2 separate regions of the Homo sapiens genome follow, and region 1 is linked to region 2. Evidence: chromatin contacts called from ENCODE Hi-C or POLR2A ChIA-PET data. All regions are on one chromosome and are shown on one strand. Each heading gives the region's core, a stretch centred on a gene start or an enhancer-like site at or near the end of the contact. The rest is flanking DNA. Distances are from core to core; before and after follow the strand shown. Region 1 holds the start of LINC00428 (long intergenic non-protein coding RNA 428). Region 2 has its middle 72 kb from the start of LINC02341.

What was found. A loop is a pair of places that touch in the nucleus more often than their neighbours do. ChIA-PET counts read pairs that join two places held with the same protein, here RNA polymerase II (POLR2A). Pooled maps may share reads with other maps.
Region 1: a pooled map shows a loop between it and region 2 (3-fold over the local background). The contact joins the promoter of LINC00428 here to the enhancer-like site in region 2. A Hi-C loop is called at or near these places in 6 of 50 pooled maps. POLR2A ChIA-PET finds 5 or more read pairs at or near these places in 3 of 52 experiments (WTC11, activated CD4-positive, alpha-beta T cell and activated T-cell).

What each region holds. Positions count from the first base shown.
Region 1 is chr13:42,870,705-42,876,672 of GRCh38, forward strand. LINC00428 (long intergenic non-protein coding RNA 428) reads right to left here and starts at 2,040. Exons shown (of 5, transcript NR_126389.1): 1 at 1,854-2,040. RefSeq lists enhancers at 1-366, 1,947-2,735.
Region 2 is chr13:42,350,154-42,355,775 of GRCh38, forward strand. No RefSeq gene overlaps it. Among named protein-coding and RNA genes, the nearest start is that of LINC02341, 72 kb to the right of the region's middle. RefSeq lists enhancers at 4,044-4,133, 4,174-4,263. Within about 2 kb of position 4,343, at least 4 of the 41 ENCODE cell types and tissues checked have a DNase peak (open chromatin) inside an H3K27ac peak, as active enhancers do.

The sequences.
Region 1 (5,968 bases), core at 790-3,289, 520 kb after region 2:
GGGAAGGAGTCAGTCAGAGAGCCTTGGGCCAGAGTTCCAGGGGCTCTGGGAGTGGCTGCCAGGTGAGTAGAACAGTCCGATTTTCAGTGGGGTCCCACACAGATAGGACACGGCTTAGGAGGAATCCCAGGCTGCGGGCATTCCTTGGCCCAGTGGCCAGATTCCCGGCACATGTAGCAAGCTCCTGTGGGAGGAGGTTCTGGAGGAACGCCTGGCCGCTGCCGTTCAGGCATTTGGAAGTTCTTGTGTGCTGGAGATGTGGCTGGGGTTTGTCTCACAGTGGAGGCAAGGAATTGCAACTTTTTTCTATTATTGTACACCTTGAAGGCGAGGTTAACTAAATCCTGTTGTGGGGTTTGAGGGCCGGAATTTAATTTTTGGAGTTTTAATGTCTGGAGCAGATTGGGTAATAAAATGTATTTTGAGAATAAGACGGCCTTTTGACCTTTTAGGGTCTAGGGCTGTAAAGCGTCTCGGGGTTGCTGCCAAACAAGTCATGAACTGGGCTGGATTTTTATATTTGATGAAAAAGAGCCTAAACGCTTCTGATTTGGGATAAAGAAAAAGGAGCATTAACCTTGACTATGCCTTTAGCTCCAGCCACCTTTTTAAGAGTAAATTGCTGGGCAGGAGGGGGAGGGCTAGTCACGGAACGAAACTGTAAGCCCGACCAGGTGTGAGGAGGGGAGGCGATAAAAAGATTATAGGGTGGAGGAGCAGAGGCTGAGGAAGAATTGGGACCTAGCTCGGCCTGGCGAGGAACAACCTGGGGAGGAAGGGAGAGGTCAGATGGGTCTGCAGAAAAGGAAGATTAGAAAGACTCAGCGACACTTGGGGTTGGTACTGAGGGGACAGGCGGGAGGGAAAGAAGGAAGATTTGGGACGAGTTGCACTGGTCACAGAGACTAGGAAGGGACTGATGTGTAAAAGAATGCCTGGACGTCAGGCACCTCAGACTGTTTGCCTATTTTACGACAAGAATTATTGAATTTTGCAGGATGGAAAAATTCAAAGTGCCATTTTCTGGCTATTTGGAACTACTGTCGAGTTTGTATTGGGGTCAAGCAGCATTGCAGAAGAAAATAAGGCATTTAGGTTTTAGGTCAGATGTGAGTTGAAGAGGTTTTAAGTTTTTGAGAACACAGGCTAAGGGAGAAGAAGGAGGAATGGAAGGTGGAAGCTTACCCATAGTGAAGGAGGCAAGCCCAGAGAAAAGAGTAGAGACAGGGAGAAGGGGCGGAGGGTTCTTGCCCTCCAGGAAAGCAGAGAAGGGGTTGGGGCAGGGAAATAAGGGATTGGGGCACAGAGATAAGAGGTCAGGGTGCAGAAATAAGTGATTGGGGCACAGAGATAAGAGGTTGGGGTGCGGCGGAAATAAGCGATTGGGGGGTTCTTGCCCCCTAGGAAAGCGGGACTTGCCGCTAAGGGTGAAGGAGAAGGGGTTGAGGGGTACTTGCCCCTGCCCCAGGAAAGCAGCACTTGCTGCTAAGGGTGAAGGGGAAGGGGTTGAGGGGTACTTGCCCCTGCCCCAGGAAAGCGGGACTTGCCGCTAAGGGTGAAGGACCAAGGCAGGCGTCCCTGCATGGTCTGACACCCTTGAAACGTGAGTGTATACTCAGAGAGGCGTCCCTGCAATGATCAAACACCAAGGGAAGGCTGCCTTCCCAGTCCGTGACCGGCGCCGGAGTTTTGGGTTCACGGATAAAACATGTCTCTTTTGTCTCTACCAGAAAATGAAAGGAATTGAAATTAAGAGAAGGGAGAGATTGAAGTGTGGCGCCACGATTGAAAGGAGAAAGAGGTTGAGGGATAGTGAGGGAGGTTGGAGAAGAGAGTAAAAAGAGGCCGCTTACCGGATTTGAAATTGGTGAGATGTTTCTTGGGCTGGTCGGTCTGAGGACCTGAGGTCGTAGGTGGATCTTTCTCATGGAGCAAAGAACAGGAGGACAGGGGATTGATCTCCCAAGGGAGGTCCCCCAATCCGAGTCACAGCACCAAATTTCATGCGCGTCCGTGTGAAGAGACCACCAAACAGGCTTTGTGTGAGAGCAGTAAAGCTGTTTATTTCACCTGGGTGCAGGTGGGCTGAGTCCGAAAAGAGAGTCAGCGAAGGGAAATAAGCGTGGGGCCGTTTTATAGGATTTGGGTAGGTAAAGGAAAATTACAGTCAAAGGGGGTTTGTTCTCTGGCGGGTAGGAGTGGGGGTCGCAAGGTGCTCAGTGGGGGTGCTTTTTGAGCCAGGATGAGCCAGGAAAAGGACTTTCACAAGGTAATGTCATCAGTTAAGGCAAGGACCAGCCATTTACACTTCTTTTGTGGTGGAATGTCATCAGTTACGGTGGGGCAAGGCATATTCACTTCTTTTGTGATTCTTCAGTTACTTCAGGCCATCTGGGCGTATACGTGCAAGTCACGGGGGATGCGATGGCTTGGCTTGGGCTCAGAGGCCTGACAGTAACACGTTTTAACTTTGCAAAAAATGTTTTGGCATTAATGGGCTCAAAAAGTGAAAGGAAATGTGTAATGGAAAATCAAATACTTTGTTCATGAGAATGTTAATGACAAACCTATAAATCCCAAAATGTTTATCAACACTTACCATGGGGGCTATATGACATCACTCACCACATGAAAAATAGAAAACACGAATCTGCTAAACTATTAGTATCTACTCTCATTCGAGAGTACATTTGAGATACATACTGTGCATGAACATGAGGACTTGACACGTGCAGACAAGGAAAGTATCCTGTGAAGCATGGCTTTTCATTTGGATCAAATGACTGCCTCTCTAAATCTGCACTCTGTGTCTGTTGTACACATACAAAAAGTGAAGCTGATGGGGTTCAGGGCATGCTGCTCCAAAATATGGTTCCTTGGCGTATTGAATATTTTAAACGGAAGAAATTTGAGGAAAACAGCAGAAGCGGGAAAGTGTCTCTGACTTTCCCCCAGCCTCCTTCCCTGATGCAGTTCATAAAACCTAGGAAAGATTTTCTGACCTTCCCCTGAAAGAGGTCATAGACTCTCATGTAAGATGTGCCCTCTCTATGCCAGGAAGAAAGGAACATCCTTATCCCTGAAAACAAAAGGTCACAGAAGGGAAACTGAACAAACTGGCCTTGCTGAGTTTCCCCAGTTTATAATCATCATGTCATACTTTTCACCCTATTATATTTCTCTATGACTCTCCTCTCTTCATCAAACCCAGCATAAAAATACACAGGTTTAAAAAATACACAGGTTTAACTGTTTCTTCAGGTATTTATTTCCTTATGAAAGCTCCCATTTCATGTAAAATGCATGTTAAATAAACATGTAAGCTTTTCTCTGGTTCATCTGTCTTTTGTTATAGGGGCCTCAGCCATGAACCTAAGATGGAGAGAGGAAAAGCTGGTCTCCTCCCCTACAAAGCGATAGATGGTAAGGTGCTGGATCCAATGGCAGAAAAAAAAGTTTCAAACAATTAAATGATGCCACTTTTATAGAAATGGAGTCAGATGCTTCATATTGGAAAACAGTTATTTTCAACAATGATTCCTTTTATTTTCATCCAATTCATGGTATCAAAGTAAAACATTTGGAATTTTATTTTGCTGACGGTAAAAACATCTGATATTACTAGAGTGAGATGTCATTGTAAATCCAGTTAAATGAATCAGTGCTATCATAAATTGTTTTTAAAAGTTCAAACTAAAGTTATCTTTGTGTCATAATTAAGTACAAATTTTGGCATAGCACAGTGTCATTGTAAAAGCATGTTTTTTCTAAAGAATTATGGAGCAGAAATGTACTGGGAATTAGATGTGCAACATGATTCATACTTGTACTCAAACAAGTAGTGATAATCTACCAATCAAAATAGTAGCAGTCACGAAGAATTTATAAATATGATATATATGTATACACTTAAAATATCTAAACTATAGTTTTTGCAAAAATATGATTTTAAATACAAGGCAGTATCATGTGTTTTTCTCTCTTTGCTGTCTGCCATAAGGAGAATTTTAGAAATATTTGAGCATTGAAGAAATAATTTGTATATCAATCTAAGTATCTTTTTGTTGAATTCTTTTTAAAAATTAGCTCTCTAAATCTGGGCTGAATTTGTCCAAATCAGTTAGAAATCTTTGATCAGCACTTTCAATGAATAGAGTTTCAAAAAACTTTAGCTTTCCACATGTTTAGACAATTGGAATTATTAGTAACAAGTCTTAAAAACAAGAAGACACCAAAGTGTATCCCCACCAAAGCATGAAGAAACTAAACAAATTAAGTACGTTAAAAAGAGTATATTCTCAATCCTGATATGGTCTACAGAGAAGGTTCATTTCAAATTTATTAGTCATTAAATGCAAATTTGAAGAAAATATTGGGACAATTTTATTTAAAATTTTAACATAGCAAGACCATATAAGGAAAAGAAAACATTCTTTAGAAAAATAGAATGACATGGTATTTGAGACAAATGTGTTTTCAAAAAATGACTAAAGGGGTAATTATTCTGATTATATTATTGTAAAATTTCTACTTTTTATATATGTAAAGAAGTTTTAAAAGTTTTCTTTGGTGTACACAGATATATGTTATTCTACTTTCTAGAAAAAATATTTTTGAAATAGTGTTTCAAAATAATTATTTGGCAGATCCATCAAAAAATAAAAATGTATTTGTCAGTTAGTAAATTTTTGAAAAAAGATACCAGGATTTTTAGCACTTCATTTCACTCTTAAAAGTGTCCTGATTTGAAAGATGAATTCTATGGTATCAGCTTAAAAATCACAAATTTAGAAAGGAGACTTTGTTTGCTATAAAGACTCGCAGCCTACAATGTGGCCATTCTGACAGGCTGAGAAGTGTAGCTTCTGTGAGAAGCCTCTGTCAGCGGGTACTTCGAGGGAGGGAAGGATGAGACATACGTTTTGTTGAACAGGTTGGCCAAATATATGTATATATTCAACAGGTTACGGGAGGAGCTATGCAGTCTTTCGTCCAGATATTCATGAAGGGGGAACATGGCATGCATACTGAATAAACATGCATGTTACATGCATCTCATGCTTCCCTTAGGTGGAGACTTAACATTGAAATATATTACAAGTAAGCCCTATATGTCAAAAGGTGAAGCAGGGAAAGGAAGGCACTCAAATGCACAGCATCTGTAACTCGGCTGGAACTAGTCGATCTGTGGGTGGTCTCTTAGCAGGAGAAAAATACTGAAACCAGTCTTTTATTCAATCAAAGCTGTAGTTCTGGCTTGTGGAGCAGGGGGCCTCAGTTAGTCAGCTCTGCTGGTGGATGAGCTGCAATTGTTTAATATTGCTTATCTCAAGGCCAGCGCGTGTTTAGCTGCTAGAGAAAAAGAAAAACCTTGTGGCAGTTGGAACACAGTTTCTTCTTTAACTGTAGGAGTCCATGACTTAACATGGCCTTCGGTCCTGTTTATAATGTGGTATCTCATTGTGAACAAAGAGTCTGTTCTGACAGTCTCGTGATCTCTATTTCAACATTAATGCTGGTCAGATGTTGTGTCTAAACCACAAAAGGGAGGGAAGATAAAGAGGTGCATCTGACCTCTCGTCCTGTGATGGCCAGAAACTCAGTTTTTAAAAGGTTTCTCTGGGGTCCTCTTGGCCAAGAGGCAGCCTGTTCAGTTGACTGGGGAGCTAAGGACTTTAGTTTCAGTTCTCAATAATCATCCTAGTTACACAGTCATCAGACTCACCACACCCCAAAGAAAATGAATGTTCTGTGGTTCCCCTTTCTAGGGTCTCATAGGATCAAAGTTTCCCCAGGTTGAAAGGGCTCTCAAAGAAAAGGTATGTTAATTCTCTTGAAGTTTTCAAATTTCAGTGTACCTAGGGATTTCCTTGAGAGCCTGTTATGCAAATTCCTGGTCCCTGGTAACAAGATTTGTGATGTAAGTCAAGGATGGGGCCCAGGAGTCTGTATTTTTTCCAAGACCTCA
Region 2 (5,622 bases), core at 3,093-5,592:
TTCTGTTTCTTTTTCACTCTGCAGAGTGACCTTTTAAAAATGCAAATGCATCCCTTTTCCCCTTCCCAACAGATTTGCATTTCTCTTCAGGAAACGACCCAAATCTCTCACATGGCATTGGCTGAGTGCTCGGGTTCTCACTCAGTCCTCTGGCCCCATCTCATCCACCCCTCTGAGCTCTCTATGCTTCAGTCTCAGTAGCCTTGCAGCTCTAGGGGGTGCCTTCTCCAACCGGCAGTTGAGCCATAACAGGCTGTTCCCTCTGTTTGGAATGCTCATTCCACCCCAACGCCTCTGTGGTAGGCTGAATTATGGTCCCCAAAGATATCCAGGTCCTAATCTCTGAGACCTTTGAATGTTACCTTAAATGATATCAGGGATTTTGCAGATAAGGATAAAGGGACTCTCCTGAAATGGGGAGACTGTGCTGGATTATCTGGGTAGGCCCCGAGTGTAATCACAAGCATCCTTATAAGAGGGAAGCAGAGGGACGTCTGACTCAGAAGGCAGAAGGCAATGTGACAATGGAAACAGAGAGATTTGAGAATGCCATGACATTGGCTTTGAAGATAGAGGAAGGGGCCATGGGCAAGCAATGTTCTCTAGAAGCTGGAAAAGGTAAAGAAACAGATTTTCCTCAGGAGCTGCTGAGTGGATGTGGCCCTGCCTATATCTTGGTTTCTGCCCAGTGAAACCCATTTTGGACTTCTGGCCTCCAGTAAGAGAGCAGGTTTCTGTTGTTTTAACCCACAAAGTTTGTGGTAATTTGTTATAGCCCCCAGAGGAAACTAATACAATGACTTCATGTTTGAGCAAATGCTTTGCACTCCCCAGAGTAAAAGAGGAGAGCCCTGACCAAGGGTCTAGAACAATACCACCCAATAAGGTAGCCATTGGCCACAGGGGACTGCTGAGCACTCGAAAGCTGCACTTTAACTAGGGCAACTGGGGTGAAGCTGTAAGAAATTTGGGTGATTTAAAAAAGAGTCATGTAAATCCGTTGGGTCTAGGGGAGAGCAATGCATTTGCATTTGGTGGGCCCTCCCTTGCCGCAGCTTCAGTAATGGATGCATGATCCAGGTCCGGCCAATAATGATATCCTATCCTTAGGGCCACAGTAATTGGCCTGATGGTCTAGTCCTGAGCCGGACCAATCAGGGTCCTCTCCAGAGATTTGATATGACCGCTGGGATGGCGGGCTACCACTCTCTCCCCAAGACTTGCTGAGCTGGGGATTAGAAAGACTGGAACCCTCTGTGACCTGGTGCTCCCTTCTCCCTCTGCATAGGGGGTGTGCGCCACAGCAGAGACAGTAAGGCTGACACGCAGAGAGAAGACCGGGACTGGCAGGCATGGGTATAGAGAGAGACACTGCCCTGATTACATTTTGGGAGTTGCTGGTGTCCCTAAGGCCAGATTTACCCAAGATCACAAGGGTAAAGGATCGCAAGACCCGGAGTTGTAGGAGCCCCTTTAGCCACTACATGGAGTGAGCTTGCCAGGAATGGAGCACGCAGAGTAAGGTGAGTCTGGAAGACCGGGAGAAAGAGCTGACATCCCGAAGACGGCTTTTGAAATTCCAGGATCCAGTGTGCCTGAGGCTAGCCTGACCTCTTTGCTGTCCCAATCATGGGAACAAATAAGATCCCCCTTTTTTCTTACATATTTTGAGTTTGGCTTTTTCACTGGACCAGTTGAATTTTATTCATACAACTAGCAAAGCTACTGTGCATTATTTGAAATAAGATTTTTAAAAATTTACATTTGCACTAGGAAGAGAAAAAGAAATTATTTAGAGATTCTTGATTAGGCAGTAGGATAAATAACCTATTTTACAGCAGCCCTGTTAATTACTGCAATAAATCCAGGCCCCAGAAAATCAATTGCCTCCTGTTAAGTTCCATTTCATCCATCCTCCCCACCCTCCCATTCCTAGGGTTCAGTTGTGGTGACAAAGAAGGCACAGGGTCTGTGATCTCAGTGACATTTTCTCCATTATTATTTATTTTTAATTGACAAATAAAAATTGTATATATTTATTGTGAACACAGATTTTTTTTTTTTTTGACGGAGTCTTGCTCTTATTGCCCAGGCTGGGGAGCAGTGGTGCAATCTCAGCTCACTGCAACCTCTGCCTTCCAGCTTCAAGCTATTCTCCTGCCTCACCCTCCCAAGTAGCTGTTATTATTATAGGCACCTGCCACCACGTCTGGCTAATTTTTTTGTATTTTTAGTAAAGATGGGTTTTCACCATGTTGGCCAGGCTGGTCTTGAACTCCTGACCTCAGGTGATCCGCCCACCTTGCCCTCCCAAAGTGTTGAGATTACAGGTGTGAGCCACTGCGCCCGGCCACAACATGATGTTTTGAAATATGTATACATTGTGGAATGGCTCAAACCAGGTAATTAATATAATCATTATCTCACATACTTAATTTTGTGATGAGAATACTTAAAATCTACTCTTAGCAATTTTCAAAAATGCAGTACATTGTTGTTAACTATAGTATCCATGTTGTACAACAGACTGTTGAACTTATCCCTCCTGTCTGCTTATATGTTGTATCCTTTGACCACCATCTACCCCTAGCCCCAACCTCTCCAGTCTCTGGTAACTAGCATTCTACTCTCTACTTCTATGAGTTCAACCTTTTTAGATTTCACATGTAAGTGCACTCACATAGTATTTGTCTTCCTGTACCAGGCTTATTTCACTTAACATAATGTCCTCTAGGTTCAGCCATATTATTGTGAATGACAGGATTTCCTTCTTTCTTAAAACTGAATAGTATTCTGTTGTGTATATATAGTACATTTCCTTTTTTTTGAGGTATATACATTTAAAATATATTTTTTATTACGATAGTAAAATATGCTCATTGAAAAAAAATACCCAAACAACATAGGAGGAAATAAAGTGAAAAGTAAAAATATCCCCCTTCCCCAAGGCTTCTAAGCTTCTTTCAGAACTCAAGGTCTACGCTTTTAGACTTTTGTATATAGCATGTTTTCTTTATCTATTTATTCATTGATGAAGGTTGATTCCATGTCTTGGCTATTGTGAATAATGCTGCAGTGAACGTGGGAGTATAGATAACTCTTTGACATGATGATTTTATTTCCTTTGGAAATATACCCAGAAAGGGGATTGCTGGATAATATGGTAGTTCTATTTTCAGTTTCTTAAGGAATCTCCACATTGTTTTTCATAGTGGCTGTCCTCATTTACACTCCCACCAACAATGTTTAAGGATTCTCTTTTCTCCACATTCTCACCAGCATCTGTTATCTTTTGTCTTTTGAATACTAGCCATTCCAACAGATGCAAGGTGATAGCTCATTGTGGTTTTGATTTGCATTTGCCTTATGATTAGTAATATTTAGCATTTTTTCATATACCTATTGGCCATTTGTATGTCTTTATGTCTTCTTTTGAGAAAAGTCTATTCAGGAATCTCAGTGACTTTATTGCTTTTTATCTTTGTCCTGCTGATGATGACTTGGAAAGTTTTAAAATATAAAACCTACAAGGTGGGGATTTTTTTTGTCTGTTTTGCTCCCTGTTATATATCTAGTGCCTAAAAGTGCCTGGCTTATAATAAGCACTCAAAAAATATTTTTGAATGAATGAATTAATGCATAGCAGCAACATTTACTTTGCACCTGTTGTGTTAAGTATGTTAAGAGATGCAAGGGAATTGAAGAAGCTAGGAATGGTTCCTGGGCCCTCACAGAAATTACGGATTAGTTTTCATTCAAATCCTTTATTTTTAAATTTATTAAAGACTGATAGCCTGAACATCATTGAATTTGTTCTTTTATATTTGGAAAATATGCTTCCAAGAGCATCGGTGTTCGTAGAGATTCTCACATTATCTGGTTCAGGGATTTCCTTGGATACTGCGAATTTGTAAGGATTAAATGCTTTAAAATTATAGACTCCTTGGAAAGCCCCAAGCTGATCTTATAAAGTACAACCACCTTTTTGTTTTTAAGCATAGGAAGTAGATGACTGAGAGAATAGGATGATTTAATTACACATCTGGGGTGAAAACATGGCAGTGTATTCTGTGTTACTCATGGAGCAAATATAATTCATTCAAGCAAGCCACGGAAATTGTGAATACAACTACCATAATGACTTGGTGATGATGGCTTTCTGAATGCCACCAGTCAGTCCACCTTGGGAGACTGATTTGCCAGAGGCCTCTCCTTTCTATCTGTGCTTCTGAACTGGGCTTGAATCAAAGCCAACCTACTGCCACTGCTCTAACTTGACTGCATTGTTTATGGTAATCCACGTGGACCCTGAAACCTGGTCGTCTGATGCACTACATGCATGCACAGACTGAGGGCAGCCTTCTCAGCATCAGCACAACCTCTGCAGTGAGTACTGCTCATAAGATCAGTGCAGGGAGCAGCAGATGTTTGCTCCAACCTTCTGCAGTACATGTAGTAGCAATCGCAGGGCTGAGGCTCTGTGGGCAGAGCCCACGTGGGCAGTCTCCCAATTTCCTCCTAGGGAGAAATGCATACAGAGGCTTAGCACCACAGTTGGGTGCTGTTCACTTCTGTCTAGTTAAGGAGTCATTATTAGCCAGAAAGGAACTATGATGTCAGTTTGGTCTTTGTGGATTTCCTGACTCAGTGTTTATGAAGGAGACACATTAGTAATGGTCTAAGATATCTGGTCCAATTTGTATCAAACAATAGTCGTTTCTCATTTTCCATTGCTGTGGTAATTTTAATGCATTCTCCTCTGTGAGGCAGTGGAAATAAATACCATGGAGGAAGATTCAAGGAGATGGTGCTTTTTTAGTCTTTTTTCCCTTCTAGCAACAGGATGAGGGTGTAAAAAAGGTCATGGACCAAGGCAATTTGGAGAATCATTATTTTCAGAGTCTGTCCTGTAATGACAGAGCTGTGGCTTTGTGTGCTCTATCTTCCCCAAGGATCCAGTGTCCAGAGTCAGGGGTGTTTCTGAGCCTGAGCACTCTGCAGCTCTCCGAGAGACCTGCACAGGAGTGCTGAGATCCTGCTGGCTTCCCTTTCTTATCTGTGAAGTGAAGATCTGAGAGCTGAGCCCTGCCTACGTTCAAGGGGTGGGAGAGTATCTGTGAGGCTTTTAGGCCTTTGAAGGCAGGTGCTGTAAGAGTGTGAGATAAAAGTTTCCGGAGATGAAACAGTGATCAGGAGGCCTCTGGAGGGCTGCCATCACTGCAGCTGATTTTCCCCTCTCTCTCACCAAGCCCTTGTCATTCAGTTTGTGGCCAGGTAAAGACTTAAGTTGAGGCGGGGAACATGGTACTGTAATGGCCTGTGAGGTCTCCTTCCTCATCCCTCCACTGGGGAAATGGGAAAGAAGAAAGGAGAGAAAGAAGGAAGGTTTGAGGGGGAGGGAAGGGGAGGTCTTTGATGGCATCTGTTCCTAAGAGCTCAGGAGGAGAGAGGCATTAAAGCTGCCAAGTGCCGGCTGCTTCCAGGATGTCTCATGCTCCTTCAAGCCCTTCTGCAGTTGTGGTCCTCTGAGCTAGGGCTGCCCTTGTCTCCGTCCTCACCTGGGGACTGGTGAAGCTCTCACTGGTATTGGCCTGGTGGGGGGTCAGGTGTCTTGGTCTTGGT